2 separate regions of the Homo sapiens genome follow, and region 2 is linked to region 1. The links are chromatin loops, found by intact Hi-C in ENCODE. Cell type or tissue: heart right ventricle. All regions are shown on one strand. Each heading gives the region's core, and the rest is flanking DNA. Links, peaks and the distances in the headings are about the cores only.

What was found. Hi-C counts contacts between places; a loop is a spot of excess contacts. Peaks named below come from ENCODE experiments on the same cell type or tissue, not always from the same donor. Only the 100,000 strongest peaks of a DNase experiment are listed, where the experiment ranks them.
Region 2: it touches region 1 in a loop (4-fold over the local background); 13 of 110 quality-filtered maps call a loop at or near these places.

The regions. Positions count from the first base shown.
Region 1 is chr1:204,809,344-204,819,719 of GRCh38, reverse strand. No RefSeq gene overlaps it. Among named protein-coding and RNA genes, the nearest start is that of NFASC, 14 kb to the left of the region's middle. In heart right ventricle, for the core only: a CTCF peak has its summit at 5,379; a DNase peak (open chromatin) is centred at 5,369; H3K27ac peaks cover 2,249 bases.
Region 2 is chr1:204,880,944-204,891,319 of GRCh38, reverse strand. The region is part of intron 1 of NFASC (neurofascin); the gene reads right to left. Among named protein-coding and RNA genes, the nearest start is that of NFASC, 57 kb to the right of the region's middle. In heart right ventricle, for the core only: no CTCF peak of the experiment used is centred there; DNase peaks (open chromatin) are centred at 1,564 and 5,690; H3K4me3 peaks cover 453 bases; H3K27ac peaks cover 6,865 bases; H3K27me3 peaks cover 796 bases.

The DNA.
Region 1 (10,376 bases), core at 916-8,915:
GTGTCCCTGTTGTTATTGCCACTTCCAGCTTAGAATTTCTGTGTCATAGCTTCCATGGCAACCTCATGATGCATGATGCGTTCTTAAAAAGTGGAAACCAGACATAGACACTGCTAGTGACCCAGCCATATCCACTTTAGAGCTGGTGCTGCCATCCCCCAGCTGCTGTGAGTGCTGCAGCTAATGGGGAAGGGGTCACACCTGTGTCCCTCCCTGAAGCCCTGATCCCACTTCAGGACCTGCCTCTCCCTGAGATGCGTGGAGGTTGCAGTTGCCAGTGATGACTTACAAGGGGCAAAAATCCCTTCCCCTTGCCTCAAGGATGACTATTCTTCGGAGGAGTTACACTCAGAGTATCTGTGAATCAGGCCAAAGTATGATGTGCCTTTACATGGACACATCCTGGCTTGGCAACTTCCTTTATCCTGCTTTTCACATTCCCTTCTTCAGTAAATATGCACCAAATTGAACTCAACATGAGCAAAGACAGTACCAAGGCTGACAAATAGGCCTGCGTTCAGGAGCAGTAAGATAGAAACCTGCAGTCACACAAGGTTGGGCTGGGCTTTGGCACCAGTCAAAAGGGTTTTAGCATTGGTCCGGTTGGCATCAAACACCCTGCTACAGGGCCTTTGGCTGGGATTGCTCTGGGGCCAACTTTTCTCTATTTCCATGCACTTCAACATGGGGTATCAGTGCTATAACAAGGGTTCTAGAACATGAAATATCTTCATGGATCATCATTTTGGCTCAGATTTAATGAGAACATGGGTAGAATGGGGAAAGTTTTGTAATCTAGCTAGAAGGTAATTTTATGTATTTGTATACTGAAATAATAATAGCTAACGCAAGTAGTGATTACCATATGCATGTCTCTAAGAACTTGATAACAGATAAAGCACATTGAATCATTACTACAATGTGATGAGAAAACCTAGGCTAAAGACAGGTTAAATATGTTACCCAAGGTCTCCTAGCTAGCAAACTGAAGAGCTGGATTTGAACCTATGTGGTATGGTTCCAAGTCTGTACTTTTTTTTTTTTTTTTTTTTGAGCTGGAGTCTTGCTCTGCTGCCCAGGCTGGAGTGCGGTGGTGTGATCTCAGTTTGCTGCAACCTCTGCCTCCTGGGTTCAAGCAATTCTTCTGCTTCAGTCTCCTGAGTAGCTTGAATTACATGCATGTGCCACCACACCCAGCTAATTTTTGTAGTTTTAGTAGAGACAGGGTTTCACCATGTTGGCCAGGCTTGTCTCTAACTGCTGACCTCAAGTGATCCATCTGCCTCCGTCTCCCAAAGTGCTGGGATTCCAGGTGTGAGCCATTGCGCCCAGCCTCAGAGTCTGTGCTTTTAACCAAAAACTACCAGGCATACCTCCGAGATACTGCAGGTTTGGCTCCACACCACCACAATAAAGGGAATATTTCAATAAAGCAAGTCACACAAATTTATCAGTTTCCCACTGCCTATAAAAGTCACGTTTATACTATAATGTAGTCTATCAAGTGTGCAATAGCACATCTTTAAAAACAATGTGCATGCCTTAATTTAAAAATACTTTATTGCTAAAAAATGCTAACAATCATCAGAGGCTTCAGCGAGTCGTAATCTTTTTGCTGGTGGAGGGTGTTGCCTCATGTTGATGGCTGCTCACTGATCAGAGTGGTGGTTGCTGAAAGTTGGGATGGCCGTGGCAATTTCTTAAAATAACAATGAAGTTTGCCTTATCAGTTGACTCTTCCTTTTACTAAAGTAGCGTGCAATGCTGTTTGATAGCATTTTACCCACGGTAGAGCTTCTTTCAAAATTGGAGTCAGTCCTCTCAAAAGCTGCCACTGCTTTATCAACTAAGTTTATGTAATATCCGAAATCCTTTATTGTCATTTCAACAATGTTCACAGCATCTTCACCAGGAGTGGATTTCATCTCAAGAAACCACTTTTCACCAGGCGTGATGGCTCACACCTGGAATCCCAGCACTTTGGGAGGTCGAGGTGGGCAGATCACTTGAGGTCAAGGGTTTGAGACCAGCCTGGCCAACATGGTGAAACCCTGTCTCTGTTAAAAATATAAAAATTAGCCAGCTGTGGTGGCAGGTGCCTGTGGTCCCTGCCACTTGGGAGGCTGAGGCATGAGAATTGCTTGAACCCGGGAGGCAAGAGGTTGCGGTGAGCTGAAATTGTGCCACTGCACTCCAGCCTGGGTGACAGAGCTAAAACTCTGTCACAAAACAAAACAAAACATTTTCTTTGCTCATTCATAAGAAGCAGCTCCTCATTCGTTTAAGTTTGATCATGAGATTGCAGCAACGCAGTCATATCTTCAGGCTCCATTTCTAACTCTGGTTCTCTTACTGTTTCCACCACATCTGCAATTACTTCCTCCATTGAAATCTTCAACCCCTCAAAGTCATCGTGAGGGTTGGAACCAACTTCTTCCCTCTTCCCATGAATCATGAGTGTTCTTAATGGCATCTAGAATGGTGAATCCTTTCCAGAATGTTTTCAATTTTCTTTACCCAAATCCATTAGAAGAATCATTATCTTTGGCAGCTATAGCCTTAGAAGACGTATTTCTTAAATAGTAAGACTCAGAAGTCAAAATTACTTCTTGTTCCATGAGCTATTGAATGGATGTTGAGCTAGTAGGCATGAAAACAACATTCATCTCCTTGTACATCTCCATCAGAGCTCTTGGGTGACCAGTTTTATTGTCAATAAACAATAATATTTTGAAAGGATTTTTTTCTCAGCTGTTGGTCTCAACAACGGGCTTAAAATAATCAGTAAACTCCAGCCTGGGCAACACAGTAAGACCTTGTCTCTACAAACAAACAAACAAACAAAATTTGCCAGGTGTTGTGGTGTGTGTCTAGTTCTAGCTACTCAGGAGGCTGAGGTAGGAGGATCACTTGAGCCCAGGAGGTCAAGGCTGAAGTGAGCTGAGATTGTGCCACTGCACTCCAGCCTGGGTAACAGAGTGAGACCCTGTCTCTCTCTCTCTCCCTCTCTCTCTCTCCCCTCCCACCCCCACACAAGCACACACACACACAGGCACACGTATATAATATATTCAGTAAACCATGCTTTAAACAGATATGCTGTCATCCAGGCTTTGCTGTTCCATTGATAGAGCACAGGCAAAGTAGATTTCGCATCATTATTAAGGGTCCTAGGATTTTCAAAGCGGTAAATGAGTGTTGGGTTTAACTTCAAGTCACCAGCTGCCTTAGCTCATAACAAGAGAGTCAGTCTTTGAAGCTTTGAAGCCAAGCATTGACTTTTCCTCTGTAGCTATGAAAGTCCTAGATGGCATCTTCCCAGTATCTGGGAAGTAAAATAAAATGAAGCAGAATAAAATGAGATATGGCTGTTCAGCTGACCCTTGAATAACATGGGTTTGAACTGTGTGAGTCCACTTATATGTGAATTTTCTCTCACCTCTGCCACCCCTGAGACAGCAAGGCCAACCCCTCCTTATCCTCCTCCTCAACCTACTCGACATGAAGAAAACAAGAGAATAAAGGCCTTTACGATGATCCACTTCCACTTAATGAATAGTAAATAAGTATATTTTCTCTTCTTTAAGATTTTCATTTTTTGGGGGGGAGGTGGAGTCTCACTCTTGTCACCCGGGCTGGAGGGCAGTGGCATGATCTCCGCTCACTGTAACCTCCGCCTCCCAGGTTCAAGTGATTCCCCCACCTCAGCCTCTGGAGTAGCTAGGATTACAGGTGCCCGCCACCACACCTGGCTTATTTTTGTATTTTTAGTAGAGATGGGGTTTCACCACGTTGGCCAGGCTGGTCTTGAACTCCTGCCCTCAGGTAATCTGCCCTCCTCAGCTTCCCAAAGTGCTGGGATTATCAGCATGAGCCACCGCACCTGGCCAGATTTTCTTAATAACATTTCCTTTTCTCTAGCTTACTTTATTGTAACAATACAGTACATAATATACATAACATATAATATATATAAAATGTACATATAATATATTAACACATAAAATGTGTGTTAATTGCCTACTTACATTATTGGTAAGGCTTTCGGTCAACGATAGGCTATTAGTAATTGAGTTTTTAGAGAGTCAAAAGATACACAAATGTTTGACTGTGCAGGGGTCCCTAACCCTGCATTGCTCAAGGACCAACTGCATATGTCTTAAGCAAATGTAGATACATTTTAAAGTAGAAAGCAAAGTTTGCATGACTGTTTGGGCTAAAACTTCAGATTTTTAGCTTTTTGTGAATTGCTTCTTTTCCTTGGGGGGTTGGTGGTGAAAAGCCTTTTTCATCCTGCTGGTCTCTATTGATTCTTCTGGGTGGGGAGCAACGTGGGGAAAAAATGGAAGAGGGAGCAAGGATGTCTTAGGAAGAAGAGATGAGGACAGATCCCAGTCTCAGGACATGGCACCTGCATATTCATGAGGTTATTTTTCCTGTCTTCCAGCTCATTAGAGAAGTTGAGAGGGATCAGGCTGTGGCACCTGAGGGAGCCCACAGGGTAATAATGCCTATCTCACCACCTGGGCTGTGGTTGCTCTGGAAAAACACTTCATCAATGATAATGCTGTGTCTGTGCCATGCAGGGATCAGCTGGGACAACCAAGGGAAGGGACCAGCGGGCAGGAAAGCCCCCAGAATTATGGGGATCGGGGCAAGGATCACAGTGAAAGTGAAATCACGACTAAGGTTGACTTCCCTTGGTGAAAAGAAGGGGTTTAGGTGAAAATGTGAAGGGAGGAGAGCCTTTTTCTATGTTATAGGCAATTAAAATTATGCTTATAAAGAAATAGGGGCGGGGAACTCACAAAGCATAAGTGAATGTACTCTCCTGCTCTACATTCTATTTTTTAAATTTTCTTGAAGGTTGTTATTTTAGTTTGCTGGTAATAAAATATTTTTCTAAGGAAAATGGAGACATAGGAGACATAGACAAAAGTTTTGGCTTTTACCCAAAGCTAGTCAGAGCAGAACCCTCTGTGCTCCCTCTGAAAATGTCCTTTCCTGAAGTTTGCATATCACAAAGCACTTACAGACACTAGGTTATAATTAGTCTTCATGAGCTATAGAGTCGGCAGGGCAGGTATTAGTTTATAGGGAGGAAGCTGAAGTCTGGAGATGAGAAGGGACTTGCTGGAGATCTCACTGTGATCAGGCAGCTCCTCCACTGAGTGGGGAGTGGGGGGTTAAGGGTGAGTTATTTATATAGGAACTCATAAAATCATTGCTAATATACAATGTCCAAGTCACATTTTAGTTCCATAATTGGACTTCTTGTTGGAAAGTGGCCTGGAAGCCAGAAATAGACACGGAACTCTGTGACCCGGTGCAGATGGAACACTCACATAGCTGCACTGTCTCCCCCTGGCCCCAGTCGTGGGGATGAAGAGACTGGCTGCCATGGCACACTGATCTGCAGAGGGATTCAGCGGGTCATTGAGGCACTTGAGATGGTGGAGCGCCTGGAGGAATAAGAATGACACGAAAAGGCCTGGCATTCAGGGTCCATCTGGGGTCTGTTTTAGGGAGGAAAATGGGACTGCCCCATTTGGGAGTTTGGGAGGTCCCCAAGACCGCCTACAGTTTCAGTGATTTACTAGAAGGACCTGGAGAACTCAGAAAAACCATTACACACATAAGGCTGGGCCAGGAGAGAACAGGTGTGAGTGTCCAGTTGTCCTTTCCCAGGAAAGGCTTGTGGACAGTGCCTACTTCTCTCAGCAGTGATATGGGGCAACACACGGAGAGTACTGCCAGCTAGAGGGGCTCACCCAAGCCTTGGGGTCCAGGGCTTTTTACTGGGAGTTAATCATGTAGGTGTGACTGATCGCACACATCTTAGTCTCCAGCCCCTCCAGAAACCAAACTGACAGTGGGTGGTTTAACACCTTCTTCCTGCCCCCAATTCCATATACTGCATTGTTAGCATTCAAACTACCCGGCATGGCCATAGACCTGCAGGTAAACAAACACACCCTTATCAGGCAGGATATTCTATGGGCTTAGGGGTTACCTCCCAGCATCTGGGCAAGGATCAAACCTTTCTGTGGGGAAGGTCATTCTCTACTGCACAGGGACCAAATCAAGTCACTATGGTGCCTAGGACTGGAGGGATTCCTAATCTCTCTTCTCTGTGGACCTTTGGTCTCTGGTGCCAGGCCCTGCCTGCAGAGGGAACCTTCCTTGAATCTGGTCCATGCTCAGTCTCAGGGGTCGAACTAGACCTTAGTAGGGAAAGACTTAGCTCTCTAGAGTGCAACTCAGATCCAGGCAGCCTTGATACTGAGCAGGCCCAGTCTCATACTTGAGGCCCAGTCCCTGCTTTAATCTCAGGCAGGTAACTTGTCGTCTGTACTGTCCCCACTGACTGAGCTCTTGCCTTGGCAGCTTCTCAGACTGAGTCCTTGCTTGCCTTTACCTGTCCTCTTCTCTGGGACCGAAGGCCTGTCCTGAGCCCCTTGTCTAGGGTTGCACCTTGCTGCCTACCTCTCACCCTGGATTCTCCATGTCTTCATGCCTGGATTTCCCATTGCTGAGTTGCACATAGCTGCTGGGGAAATTGTTCCCTCCTGTCAGACCCCAACCTGACTTGTGCACTGACTGCTGGACAGAGGCTCAGAGTCACTGCCCAGCACCTGCAGAGGGGTCTGCCCTGGCTTTGTGGGGTCAGTACAGTTCCAGTTGTTTCTTTGGCCCTTTGCCAAAGTTGGTGAGACCATCTCCAAGCTTATGGCATGATGCTATAGAAGATTCACCAGCCAAATTTAGTCCAGTGCTCTGTAGCAATAGAAGATAAAGGGCTGTAGCCTGGCTGACCTACATAGAGCTGAAGCTCTTACACGTGTATCTCAGTTATCATTCAGAGGCTCTTTCTGGAAGTTCTGCCTTATACCATGGCCATGAACTTCAAAGCTCTGGAATTCCTCCTGAACCAAAAGGAACTTAAAAAATACAGATACACAATCCCTTATCTGAAATCCTTGAGCCAGATGTATTTTAGAATTCATAATTTTTCAGATTTTAGAAAGATTATTTGGTTCAGATACTATTCGTTATGTCACAACTCCAGTGAGGTCTGAGGCATAATTTTGTAAATCAAACACATTAATATGTATGCAGTAAAAGGTATGAATATTCACACTAAGTGACATGAATAAAGCTATAATTCATTTCCTTAACTTATGTCAGTTCAGCTCAGGTTTTCGCACCAAATATTTTCAGGTTTAATCAGATGTTGCTACCACATAAGTTATTATAAAAAAAATCTGTTTACAAAACTTTTTGAGTAGGTTAAATATTTTCCATGTATTCTTTACTTCATTGTTCTTCATAAACATCTTGAGAACAGGAGTTGCATCTCATTCATCTTTTTATTTACAATGCCTGCCCTAACTCCTGGCATATACTAGACACTTAATAAATGATGAATGAGTGGGTGGATTATTCTTTAGTTTATGGTATTAGCTCCTCATAGGTAACAAAGAGGAGTAAGCCTTTCTTGGAATGACTCATCCAGGTCCTTGTTGGTCACCATGGAAAAGGTTGTACAAGGTCTCCAACTTTCCCCTCAAATCCATGAAGGCACAATAATCTACAAGGCACTTGATTCCCCTCCTAATCCATTTTACCTCTTTGAGAAGCTGGCAGGAGCCAAAAGCAGGAAACTGACAGAGAGGTCATAGGGCAGTCACATGGGGAAGCAGCAGGGTGTGCGGGGAAGAGTATGGGTTGGGAGCTGGAAGGCCTGGGCTCTGGGCACAGGCTGGTCATCCCCTGGGAGTATGGCTGGTGCTACATCTTAGCCTCAGTTTCCTCACCTTCTAGAAAAGAGATCCCCAAACTTGTCAATCATCAGAATCACCCGGGAGCTTTAAAAATATATAGATTCTGATTCTGTAGGTCTAGGGTGGAGTCCAGAAAACTGTAGGTTTCAAAAGCTCCTCAGCCAGATGCTGTGACTCACACCTGTAATCCCAGCACTTTGGGAAGCCAAGGCAGGTGGATCACTTGAACCCAGGAGTTTGAGACCAGCCTGGGCAACATAGTAAGACCCCTACTTCTACAAAAATTTAAAAGTTATATAAATGTTATGGCCAAGTAGTTGGGACCTGTAGTCCCAGCAACTTGGGAGGCTGAGGCAGGGTGATTGCTTGCGTCCAGGAGTTCAAGGCTGCAGTGAACCATGATCATGCCACTGCACTCCAGCCTAGGCAACAGAGTGAGACCCTGTCTCTCAAAAAGAAAAAAAAAAAAAGACAACTGATTTAATAATAATACCACAGAAGAGGGAGGAGAGGGAATAGAACTATATATAAGAAACATTTCTATGTATCACTGGAATTAAGCTAGTGTAAACCTAAAGCTAATTCTGATGACTTAAGATGTGTATGAGTCAGACGTGGTGGCTCACGCCTGTAATCCCAGCACTTTGGGAGGCTGAGGCGGGCAGATCAAGAGGTCGGAGATCGAGACCATCCTGGCTAATATGGTGAAACCCCGTATCTACTAAAAATACAAAAAATTAGCCAGGCGTGGTGGCGGGTGCCTGTAGTCCCAGCTACTCGGGAGGCTGAGGCAGGAGAATCGCTTGAACCCAGGAGGCAGAGATTGCAGTGAGCTGAAATCGTACCACTGCACTCCAGCGTGGTGACAGAAGTGAGACTCCATCTCAAAAAAAAAAAAAAAAAAAAAGAACACTAACAACACTAACACTAACAATAGCTAATGAGCTAAAAAAAATTGCAAAAAAAAAAATCTCATAATGTTTTAAGAAAGTTTATGAATTTGTGTAGGGCCACATTCAAAACCGTCCTGGGCTGTATGTGGCCTGGGGGTCGCAGGTTGGACAAACTTGGTATAAGCATTCCTCTTTCTCTGCAACCTTGCCAGCAACTTTTTAATGTATCCATTCTGACTGGTGTGAGATGGTATCTCATTGTGGCTTTGACTTACATTTCTCTAATGATCAAGTATGTTGAGCTTTTTTCATATGCTTGTTGGCAGCATGTATGTCTTCTTTTGAAAAGTGAAAAAGTGTCTGTTCATGTTTTGCCCACTTTGTAATGGGGCAACAAAAAAGACATGAGACATAGGAAACAAAAAGTAAAATGGCAGATGTAAATCCAACCATATCAATATATATGAATAGATTAAACAATTCAATCAAAAGACAGATTATCTGGGAAAAAAACACATCATCTAACTCTATATGCTGTCTACAGTAGACTTGCTTTTTTTTTTTTTTTTTTTTTACTTTTATTTTAAGTTCAGGGCTACATGGGCATGACCTAGAGAATCCCTTTACACAATGAGAGCATCTATAAGGAACTTGTATATAGATGCTGGATATTAGACAAAGGTCAAATTTAACTTCCTAATAGACACTGGATATTAGATCTTTGATGCATAGTTTGCAAAAATTTTCTCCCATTCTGTAGGTTGTCTGTTTAATTTGTTGATAGTTTCTTTTGCTGCGCTGAAGTACTTTAGTTTAATTAGATCCCATTTGTCAATTTTTGCTTTTGTTGCAATTGCGTTTGGTGTCTTCATCATGAAATCTTTTCCTGTTCCTAGAGACAGAGGTTATCTGACATGCTTTTTATTTAAAGATACAAATAGAAAGTAGAAAAGTGGAAAAAATATATATTATGCAAACAGCAACCACAAGAAAGCTGGGGCAGCTATACTGATTGATATAAAACAAAACACTTCAAAATAAAAAATGTCCCTAGAGACAAACAAAGGCATTTTATAATGACAAAAAGTTCAATTCATCAGAAAGATGTAAAAATTATAAACATATATGCACCTAATATCAGAGCACCAAAATACATGAAGCAAAACCTGACAGAAATTAAATAGACAATTCAACAGTAATAGTTGGAGACTTCAACATCCCACTTTCAAAAATAGACAGAACCACTGGACAGAAGATCAACAAGGAAATAGAAAACTGTAACAACACTGTAAACCAACTGAACCTAACAGCCATCTATGAAACACTCTATCCAACAACAGAATATATATCCTTCTCAAGTGCACATGGAACATCAGGGATAGGCCATATGCTAGGCCATAAAACAAGCCTTAATTGCACTCTTGGACATTTATGTCTAAGAAATAAAAACTTACGTTCACACCAAAACCTGTACACCAAGTGTTCATGGCAGCTTTATTTGTAATAGGTGAAAATTCAAAATAGCCCAGATGTCCTTCAACAGGTAGATGATTAAACAAACTATTTTTATCATGATTATTCTAAGTATCATTATTGTCATTATTATTATTGAAAAACACTTGAAAATCTCACCACTCAGAGAAGACTGATGCTGTCATTCTGGGAAGCATCCCACTACCATCTCACATGCATGTACACA
Region 2 (10,376 bases), core at 1,350-9,349, 71 kb before region 1:
CACTTCCAATAGCCTGAGCCACTGGTTGGGTTTGAGACCAGGAAGTGGGGGCATCCTCATATTGGCTCATCCTCTCCTCGCCCTTCTTGCCTGTTCCTTCACTTCTGTTCTCTGGGATTGCACTCCCTAATAAAGTTGTAACACATAAGCCTTGCCCGAGGTTCTGCTTTCTAGGGATTCCATGCCAAGATGCCAAGTGACCTAGGACCCAATCAGGGAAGAGACCTTTACATTCTACTCTCAAGTATGACTTTAGGCACCTTATGTCTAGCTGCTTCAATGGAGACCCAAATTTCTGGCCCTGAATTGAAGTAATACCTTCTTGGCTCATCCCACTATCCTTGGGAGAAGGCCTGGCCCACTACCAGGGTGAGACCATTGGGTGAGCATCAGGGGATGCATGCCACTATCACTCCCTCTACCACCCACTTCTTAGAAAAGTGCCTCCCTGGCCAGGTGCGGTGGCTCACGCCTGTAATCCCAACACTTTGGGCAGCTGAGGCGGGTGGATCACCCGAGGTCAGAAGTTAGAAACCAGCCTGGCCAACATGGCAAAACCCTGTCTCTACTAAAAATACAAAAATTAGCCAGGTGTGGTGGTGGGCGCCTGTAATTCCAGCCACTCGGGAGGCTGAGGCAGGAGAATAGCTGGGACCTGGGAGGCAGAGGTTGCAGTGAGCAGAGATCATGCTATTATATTTTAGCCTGGGCGACAGAGTGAGACTCCATCTCAAAAAAAAAGAAAAAAAAAAAAGTGCCTCCCTGCTTTCCAAAGACACCAGGCATCCTTTTTCTCAAGGACCTTTACTTAAGCTACTGAAAATGTTTCCCTTCTCCCCTTCTGATTTTTCTTCATACCAAGTTCAAGAGAAAAAGCTAAGTTTCCCGTGCCCACTTTATTTACTTATAAAAGGATGGGGTTGGTTGCCCCCAGGCCTGCCCTGTATTGCTTCCTAGGTTTTCACATAGTGCCGTCTGGATCCCTCAATCACATGGGGGCTCTGGGCAGGCATGCAGCAGGTCTCACAGCTCTGCACTCTGGGCTGCTTCAGCATGAGCACATGTGCAGCCAACACAACCTGCGTGAATGGATGGATGCAGGAAGGGATAGGTGTTACCCAGGGGTCATCGCACAGCCTCCACCTCAGGGGATTTTAAATAAGAAACAACTCTTCCCCTACATCTTCTGTCAGGCAAGTCAACCAATTTGCCTGTGTGCTCAGCCTCACCCTAAGCAGATGGCACCAGAGCAGCTCTCAGAGATAGGGGAGGCCCACAAAGACCTTTTTGGTCTCATTTGATGACTTTGTTACAGCCCCGAGGAAATAAACATCCTCTCATTTTTACACACAGAACAGCAGGAAAGAGAAGTCGGCTGCCGGAGGGGAATTACCCTCTGAAGCAGTAGCATGGTGCTGTGATAAGGTGGAGTCTGGTTACAATTTGCTGCAAGCACTGATGTTAATGGATTCTATTAATACAAATTTGTACTCTGAAAACCTGATGACAGCTCCCAGCCGCCAGATAAATCTCACCAATTACCACCCAGTACATTGGCCTTCCCGGACTGTTTCTGGGATCTGGGATCTCTGAGAAGCCTCCATTCTAATTGAGGAAAGGAAACAAGGATATTGCACACTGGGGGCGGACGTCTAGACTACCTCCTTCAGGGAACATAGCCTGGAGGAAGGGAAACACAAAGTCCCCAGGGCTGAGAAGATATTCACCAGTGTGTGGGTAAAAGTGAACACCGTAAGACTATTCAGAAAGGTGGTAGCTTCTGCTGTCACAAAATAACCTGCTATTCTGAGCCAATATGGATTTTGTGGATTAACTACCACACCTGCTTCACTTTTCCTGTTAACCTGCGTAATGAAGCACTTGTACTATCACCAAAAGGGTAATTTCTGATGACATCAATAATAGGCATCATGCTGCTTCAAAACATTTTCTTTAAAGTAACCTATCCACTCAGTTAACTGATCCTGGGAAAGTTGGGAAGGTGATGTGGAAACAAGCCTTATGGGGGCTCTATACTTGGCTGCTATTAGTTTAACTTCATTGACAGAAGGATTTTGTAAATCACCTAGGAAAAGAATATTGTATCATTTTAAGTTTCCTTAAATGTAAAAAATAATAGTTTTGGTTTTAGAGTTTCACAATATTCCCTGAAATCAGGTAAGAGAAATTCGAGGTTGTGCAGACAGGCAGAAACCTCGAATCAACAAAACCAAAGCCTGGTCGTTCTTGCCCTTGAGCTCCTGAAACACGGCTGACTCCTGGACTCACTGCCTGACAACCCACGGGAAGCATCCCAACCAGGGTGAACCCCAAGGAAGACTCGTGCTTCAACTCTCAAGCTGGGATCATTCAGAAGCAGAAAGCATGAGGCTTCCCCATTGCCTCCTCTAACTCTAGGGCAGCACAGGGTTCCCTAGAGTTGGTGGATCCCCAGACTGCTGGATTGTGGTGAAAACCAACCCATGTAATTGGCTGTTTCCTACAAAATGGCCAGCCCTAGAGCTCTGCCTGACAGCATTCTTGCCATCTTGTCATACTCATTCATTTAATTCTGTAAGCATTTTAAAATCTCTACTATATGGGAGGTCTTCCCACCCCATGACCTGGCATACTGCCTCCTTAGATTACAATCCCATTTCATTACAGAATTTAAGGTGTTGTGTATTAAACAAAGTTTATGCGAGGTCACTTGTGCTCAGTGCCATGGAATCAAACCAAACTTTGAAATGGGCCAGTTTTCAAAAATCCAGAAGATTCCAGTCAACCTGAGTCAGCATAAGGAAGTCCCCTCTGTTTTAACCCTAGAAGGACAGTTAGTTTGAAATGACCAATCTGCTTTTTGTTCTCTGTGACTGTTTTCTTCAGCTTTTTTCTGCTTATAAAGCCAACCTCCTCTGCTCAGGTCATGGGAACACTCATTCCATTTTAAAGAATGAGGTATTGCCCAATTCTAGGATCACAAATAAAAGCTAATTCGATCTTTAACTAAATTTGTTGTAATTTTGTCTTTTGGCAAGTGTAATGAAGCTGACCCATTGGTTCCAGACTTGGTTCTGCAGTACAGTGGGAGTGCTTTGGGGTTGGCTAGATTTGGTAGACAGAAATACAAGCAGATAACTGCCCAAAGGCAAAGAGGGAGACAAATATGGATGGAAACTGGTGACACGGAAATCAGAGAGAGCCAAGGGGGAGAAGAGAGAAAACCCTAGAGACCATTTGCAGCCTCCGGCCATGAACTGTGAATAACAGGGTCTCTTTTATCACAAGGCCTCAGGGGAGCACCAAGAGTAGCACCAGATGGGTAAGAGCCAGGGACTGTTCAGGCTCTGTTTACCCACCAATTTATTAAGAACAGAGCTGTATTTCCAGCCTCCAACTCCCAGAATTAACAGCCAATCAGGGGCCAGGTATGGTGGCTCATGCCTGTAATCCCAGCACTTTCAGAGGCCAAGGCGGGCTGATTGCTTGGGCCCAGGAGTTTGAGACCAGCCTGGCCAACATGGCAAAACCCTGGCTCTACAAAAAATATAAAAAATTAGCTGAGCGTTGTGGTACACACCTGTGGTCCCAGCTACTTGGGAGGCTGAGGTGGGAGGACTGTTTGAGCCTGGGAGTTCGAAGCTACAGTGAGCCATGATCTTACCCCAGCCTGGGTGACAGCAACAGAGTAAGACCCTGTCTCAAAAAAAAAAAAAAAAAAAAAAAAAAAAAAGCCAATCAGGCTCCTCAAAAAAATTAAACATGGAATTACCACATAATCCAGCAATTCCACATCATATCCAGGTACAGATATGCCAAAGAATTGGAAGCAGGCACTTGAAGAGCTGTTTGTACACCCATGTTCATAGCAACATGATTTGCAAAAGCTAAAAGGTGGAAACAACCCAAATGTCCATTGACAATGGATAAACAAAATGTGGTATATCCATGCAAATAAAGGTCTATTATTCAGTATTTGGAAGAAGGAAATTTTGACTCATGCTACAACCTGGATGAACCTTGAAGACATTCATGCTAAGTGAAATAAGCCACTCACAAAAGGACGAATACTGTATGATTTTACTCATATGACCTACCTAGAGAGGTCAAATTCATAGAGACAGAAAGCAGAATGACGGTTCCCAGGTGCTTGGGGGAGGAGGGAATAGGGAGTTATTGTTTAATGAGTAGAGTTTTAATTTTGGGAAGATGAGAAAGTTCTGGAGATGGATGGCGGCAATGTAGATGCACACAGCAACATACATGTACTTAATATCACAGAACCATACAACTGAAATGATTAAAATGGTACATTTTATATTATGTATATTTTATCACAATTTTTTTTAATGAGGCAAATTAAACACAGGCTCTTCCTGTGATGAAATAAAAATCATGACACAGTTGTGCTAAAAAGGATAACAGGCTGGAATATTTGAATTCGATAGGGTCCTGCAAAATGGTAAGAACCTACAGTCATGCTAAGAAGTCTTCAACCAAGAAATGATCATTTTAGAGCACTAGAATGGGCATACAGAATCCCTGGGCTCCAGTTCCAACTTTGTCAGTAACTAGTTCTATAACACTAGGCAAGGGAGTTGCGTCTCCCTGGGCCTCAGTTTACTGATTTGTACAAGGGGGTTGAACTAGATGACCAAAGCACCTCAGCTGGACCAGGGGTTTTCAACTTGTGGTCCTGCAGCAGAATCTGGGAACGTATGAAAAATGCAAATTATTGGGCCCCTCCCAGACTTCCCGAATCAGGAACTCTGAGTGTGGGCCCAGCAGTCTAGGTTTGAACAAGCTGAGATAGGTTTGAGAACCACTGAGCTAGGACATTTTATGTTTTTATAGCTAATAGTGATCTGAGTAAGCCACATTTTTATGGAAATAAAAAGCATAAACAGCCAGACACATAAAAACACATTAGCAAATGAATAGGAATAAAGAGAATAATTACTTTTTACAAAAATGAGATGTAAATATAAAGTAGCAAATTAATTTTTTTTAAAAATCATAATTTTTAAAAGTCCAAATGAGTGCTGTCCTTAAAAGTTATAATAGCCTACCACCTGCTGTTTTAATGATGCAGTTCTTGCTTAAAGCATTTTTGAAACTTTATTTGGAACCGACTGCTGAGTCAGTTTAGAAGCTGAACGAAATCAGCTTCATTTGTTTGGAACTAAAAGTATCTTCATTTAGCTTGAGCCTAGACTTATTGTCCTGATTAGGCGGCTTGCAGAAATCAAATTCCCTCTAAAAGGAAGAAGACTGCCCATCCCTGAGGATATTCAAAGAATGTGCTGCAGCCTCGAAAGCGATTTCGAAAGCATAGCTCAGACGTGTTTCGGATAATGACAGAATTACATGTTTGACATCACAGAGTGCCCATCTGGAAAGGGGCAACACTCACTTCATGCAAGCTCAGACCTGAGAGCTGGAAATGGAACAAGAGGTCATTCTTGGGGAACAAGAACTCACCCTTCGACAGGAGTGGAATAGTCTCACCATTTCACAGATGAGCAGTGAATGCCAAAGGGGGTGAAGAATGTGTCTAAGGTTATGGAACTCACAAACTGAACCAGAACTTAGCTTTCCTAAAGAATCTTCACTAGGCTAAGGAACTTTGAACCAGGGAGTGGGGACAGGATCAGTAGAAGGCCCCACCCACCAGGCTGTGATGTCAAATCAGAAGACGAGGCTCCCAGCCCAGTCACTTTCTTCATAAAACAAAAGACTCTTTTGAATGTACTGAATATTTTGGCACCAGCCCTGGTCAATTCTTTCTCTGACGGTGGGTTGCAAAATATTTCTAGCATCCCACAAAGTCCAGTGAGGGCAAAGAGGGTGGAAAATTCTTTCACCATTTAGCCACACAGATTTTCTGGACTTTGGCAAGGAGGTGCCCAGTGTACCATGCTTCCCCCCCCACAGGGCAAAGGGGAGGGTGAAGGTGAAGGGTTCTATTCCCCGGGCTCCTGGCCACTCAGGACTTCTGCTGGCCCACGGCTGGAACAATTTCCTCCTTGTTCCACACTGTGTTATTCTAAAATGTTCACTTTAGGGGTGATGGGTGGGTGAGAGGAGATACTAAAAGTGAAATATTATTTTGAATATTTATCAAGTTGTTCCCACCCTGGGCTCCTCAAAAGGTCTTTAAAATCATCTTTTTCAGTTTATTTTATTTTACATATTAAAAAAAAAGATGGGGGTCTCATTATGTTGCCCAAACTCTTGGCCTCAAGTGATCCTCCTGTCTCAAACTCTTGGTCTCACGTGATTCTCCTGCCTCAGCCTCTTAAAGTACTGGGATTATAGGTGTGAGCCACTGTGCCCAGCTACTTCTTTATGGATCTCTCCCAATATCCCATAATCTAAATCTCTCAATCTTAGTTTGGCACATCCTCTCTTTCCTGTGTGATTCTCTCTCTAGTAAGACCATGCGCTCTATGGCTGAAGTGTGGCACTCTCTTTATTTCCCATAGCACCCAGCATGCTGGTGGGTGCAGTGCAGGCACCCAGCCATCACGTGGTGATGGTGATGGTGATGTTATCACATGATCATATATGCCTACTGTGTGCTGGGCACTCAAACGGTACTCTGCTGATATGCACGACCTCAGCTAATCCTCAGAACAGTACTATGTGCGAGGGGCTATTAACTCCATTTTTCAAGCTGAGGCTCACAAAGGCTAAGTAAGTAGCCTATTCAAGGTCAGGGGAGGGGCTCAGGTACAAATCTAGGTGTCCTGGACTCCAAAAGCAGAGGTCTTAACATCCAGACATCACTCCCTGCCAAGTTAAGAAGTTAGAACACACCCTCAGCCTATCTTCTACCGCAGGTGGTTCTCTCTACCTCAGCTCCATTCCCTCGCCTGCCTTCCTAAACTCCAGGGCCAGGGAAGAAGAGGCTCTCAATACCCAAGGGGTATTGACTTCAGGGACCACCAATGAGATTGCTGACCATTGAAGAACCAGAGGGAGGTGGAAAAAGCAGCTGACAGAGAAAAGGTAGCACCTTGAGTGGCATAGACCTCCTTCTCCCCAGGCCCAGCAGCCTTTCTGTACAAGCTGCCCTACATATAGATGCTACCCTGAGGCTTGAAAGTTCCTGAATCACAGTCCTTCCACACACACCCCTCACCCCTGAAAACACCCAAGGCCCTGACAGGGTGAGAGAGCCACATTATAGCTACATGTCCAAGGAGAATCACTGTCACTCCAGCAGAGAGTGGGATGCATTTATTTCAGCCTCCCAACGTCAACTTAATACTTCTGTGTGAGACGCAGGGGAGGGAAAAACCAAGATGTCGAGGCACTGTTATGCTGGGTTCCCCACTGGGTTACCCACCTGGGTTCCCTGTCCTGATCAGGAGATGGCAGAGGGAGCACCACGCTAGGTGTCAGGACATCCGGGTTCAGGTCTCAGATCTTCCAGTAACTCTCTGGGACTCAGGCACCACTCATCCCTGCAGCATGGAGGTCACTGTGTGGCTTGTAAAGGGCCTTCCAGTGGCTCAGGCCTGTGGTTCTATGGCCAGACTATGGAAGCTGCCCTGCCAATCCCATGCTGCTGGCACCAGCCAGACTGCAGACAGTGCAGAACTAAGCAGTGATAGGACCTTATGCTGGCCCACTCCCTGGGAATCTGACCCTGCTCCTCTTCAGCTACAGGCATGCTTTGACAGTCTTCCAAGAAAAATGCTGACCTCTGGCCTGCTAGGTTCCTGGTTAAACAAAGGACTGCAAGCTGGTGAGCTGGGGACCATCCTCCGGAGGGCTGGGTCATCTTCCACCTGCCAGCTGACTCCTGAGCACATATACTCCACACCCCAGCTGCACAGGCCACAGAGCGGGGTCGATGCTCCCTGGTGGGGCCTTCATGCTGACATGACTTCAATGGGATGTAAGTGATGGGGAAGGGGCTAGAAAGCAGAGTTTATGGGTCGCTGCTCCAGTGCCGCCCCAGCCCTGCACAGCTGTCACTCACTCAAATTTCGACTTTTGGGGTATGAAGTGCCCTCAACTCTGCACCTTGTTCTATCCAAGTTGAAACTCCTATTCAGTCAGGCTGCCGTGTTTCAGCCAAGCCCCTTATGGCCTATAGTGCTTGCCACATATAGCTTCTCTGCATTCACATAAGCTGGGCTCCCAGTGCGAGTCATCCAGTGCCATTCTATCCTGTGTTGAGGCTCACCCCTTCCTTGTAACTACTGTTTAAGATCGGCTTTCTAGAAAGTTCTCTGGAGACAACTCCAACACACCCTACCTCTAGCCCTTATGCTTGACCTTCAGCCCTTATCCATGGCCTCCAGCAGCTATACACGGGTTTTCCCAAACTTGACTCATATGTAGGCGTATTCCAAAGGAAAGAATACCTCCCAGACTCCCATGAGCATACCTGAGAACCCCGGGCGTCTATATACCCCAGTGTGAGAGACACTATCCTAAGAAACCAAAATCCACTTTTATGAAAAACATCTTTCAATTTCAAATTAGAATTGCAAAAGAGAAGTTTTGTCTTTTAACTGGTAAAATAATAGAAAAGCACATGGTAAACATTCTCCCAGAATTCAGTGAGAAACACTGAGCTACAGTTTTCACTTATTCATCAAATATTTACCGAGGGCCTCACAGGTGCCAGGCAATGCTCTTGGCAATGGGATTCAGGGGTAAACAAGACATTGTCCCAGCACTCACAGAGCCTACCTTCCAGTGGGGGAGACGGGCCATGAAACAATAAACAGAGACGTAAGTGCAGGTAGTGGGGAAGTGCTATGAAGAAATACACAGTGGGGAAAGAAAGGGCAGATTTTACATAGGGTGGTCAGGAAGTGATATCAAAGAGAGACTTAAATAAAATAAAGGAGCGAACTGGGAGGTGAGGGGGGGAATAGCTTAAGGCAGAGGGAAGAAAAAGGAAAGGCCCCAAGGCTAGAGCTGGCTGGAACATTGAGGAAAAGCCTAAAGACAGCCCGGCAGAGCAGGGGGAACTGTGGGGCAGGGTAGGGAGGGCCAGATCATGCAGTGCCTTGTATACCATGGAGATGAGCCTGACTTTAGGGGAAGCATGAAGGAAGGCATGGCCAGGGGTTGGGGTGGGTTGAAATGTTAAAGAAAAAAATTATCCAATACCACTTGTTAAAGCGTGGTAAGGCAGACTTTATTCAGGACCATCCAGATAGGTGCAGGGAGCACTGCAATAGGGTCTTTCAGTCGGGGAGAGAGATTGGGCTCAACTCTGAATACAGCGTGGGTGAGTGGGAATTTATAGCCAAGAAGCAGGGTGGGGGTTGGTGGATGGAAAATTACTAAGAGGAAACATCAGGAGTAAGGGGGATTCTGGCTAAACAGACCGAACAGGATTCCTGCTGCAAACAGGCCAGGGTGATCAGACATCACCTGGGGAGTGGTGGAGGATGAGGAACCTAGTCAGATATCAAGGGTGATCAGATATCCAAGGTGGGGGGTTCTTGTCAAACTGACTTAGCAGGGTTCTTGCTAAAACTGGATTTTATAAGGAAGTGCCGAGGTAGGCCTAGCGGAAGGTTCAGGAACCTGGCTAAAGTTTGGTCAAGCAAAGAATCTTTGTCAAGCAAAGAATCTTTGTCAGAAACAAGGGACTGATGGGTTTTTCCTTCTGTCTTTTGTCTACTATCCCGTGTTCTTCAGGAACCCGTGGTTCCCCCCATCAGACTGAAGCTCATTGACGGCAGGGCTTGTGTCTCCCGTCTCATACCAGAAGCTCTTCCCTACCTTCTGCTGCTGCCTTCTGTCTTCAGGACAAGGCCCCACTCATAGTAAAGCTCAACTGGATAGTGACTCCAACCCAGAAATGAGCTCCAGGGAGCAGAGGAACTACTAGCATTAGCCTAGCAGGCTCTATTTGGTTGGTGCAAATGTAATTGCAATTTTTGCCATTACTTTTAATACAATCAGAAAAAAGAGGAGGGAGCTATGCATCTGTCACCAATAGAGAGGCCTCCCCAACCTGAACTGTGCCCTACCTGCCACTTAATGCCCAGCGGCTCTGCACAGGTGTCGCCTACTTCAGGGGCACACACCCCCAGGGGTGGCTCAACAGATGCATCTGCTGGTCAACCTGGGGTCCAGTCCCTAGGGCCAAGGTAGAGGCTCAAGCAAAGCCGGTCCCTGCCTGCCATGCTGAGGCACCATTGTGGGGAACACAGCGACACTACCCTGCATCACTGCCACAAACAGCCTCCACCTCTGCCCCTGCCCCAGGGGAGCCTCAGTTGCCCGTATCCATAGTAACTGACATTTGTGAGTTGCAGTCCCAGGAGGGAGGGCAGGAGGGCTGCTACACTCTTCGCTTATTCTGAAAAGAGACAGGCATTTCTCTGGTTAGCTTGGGA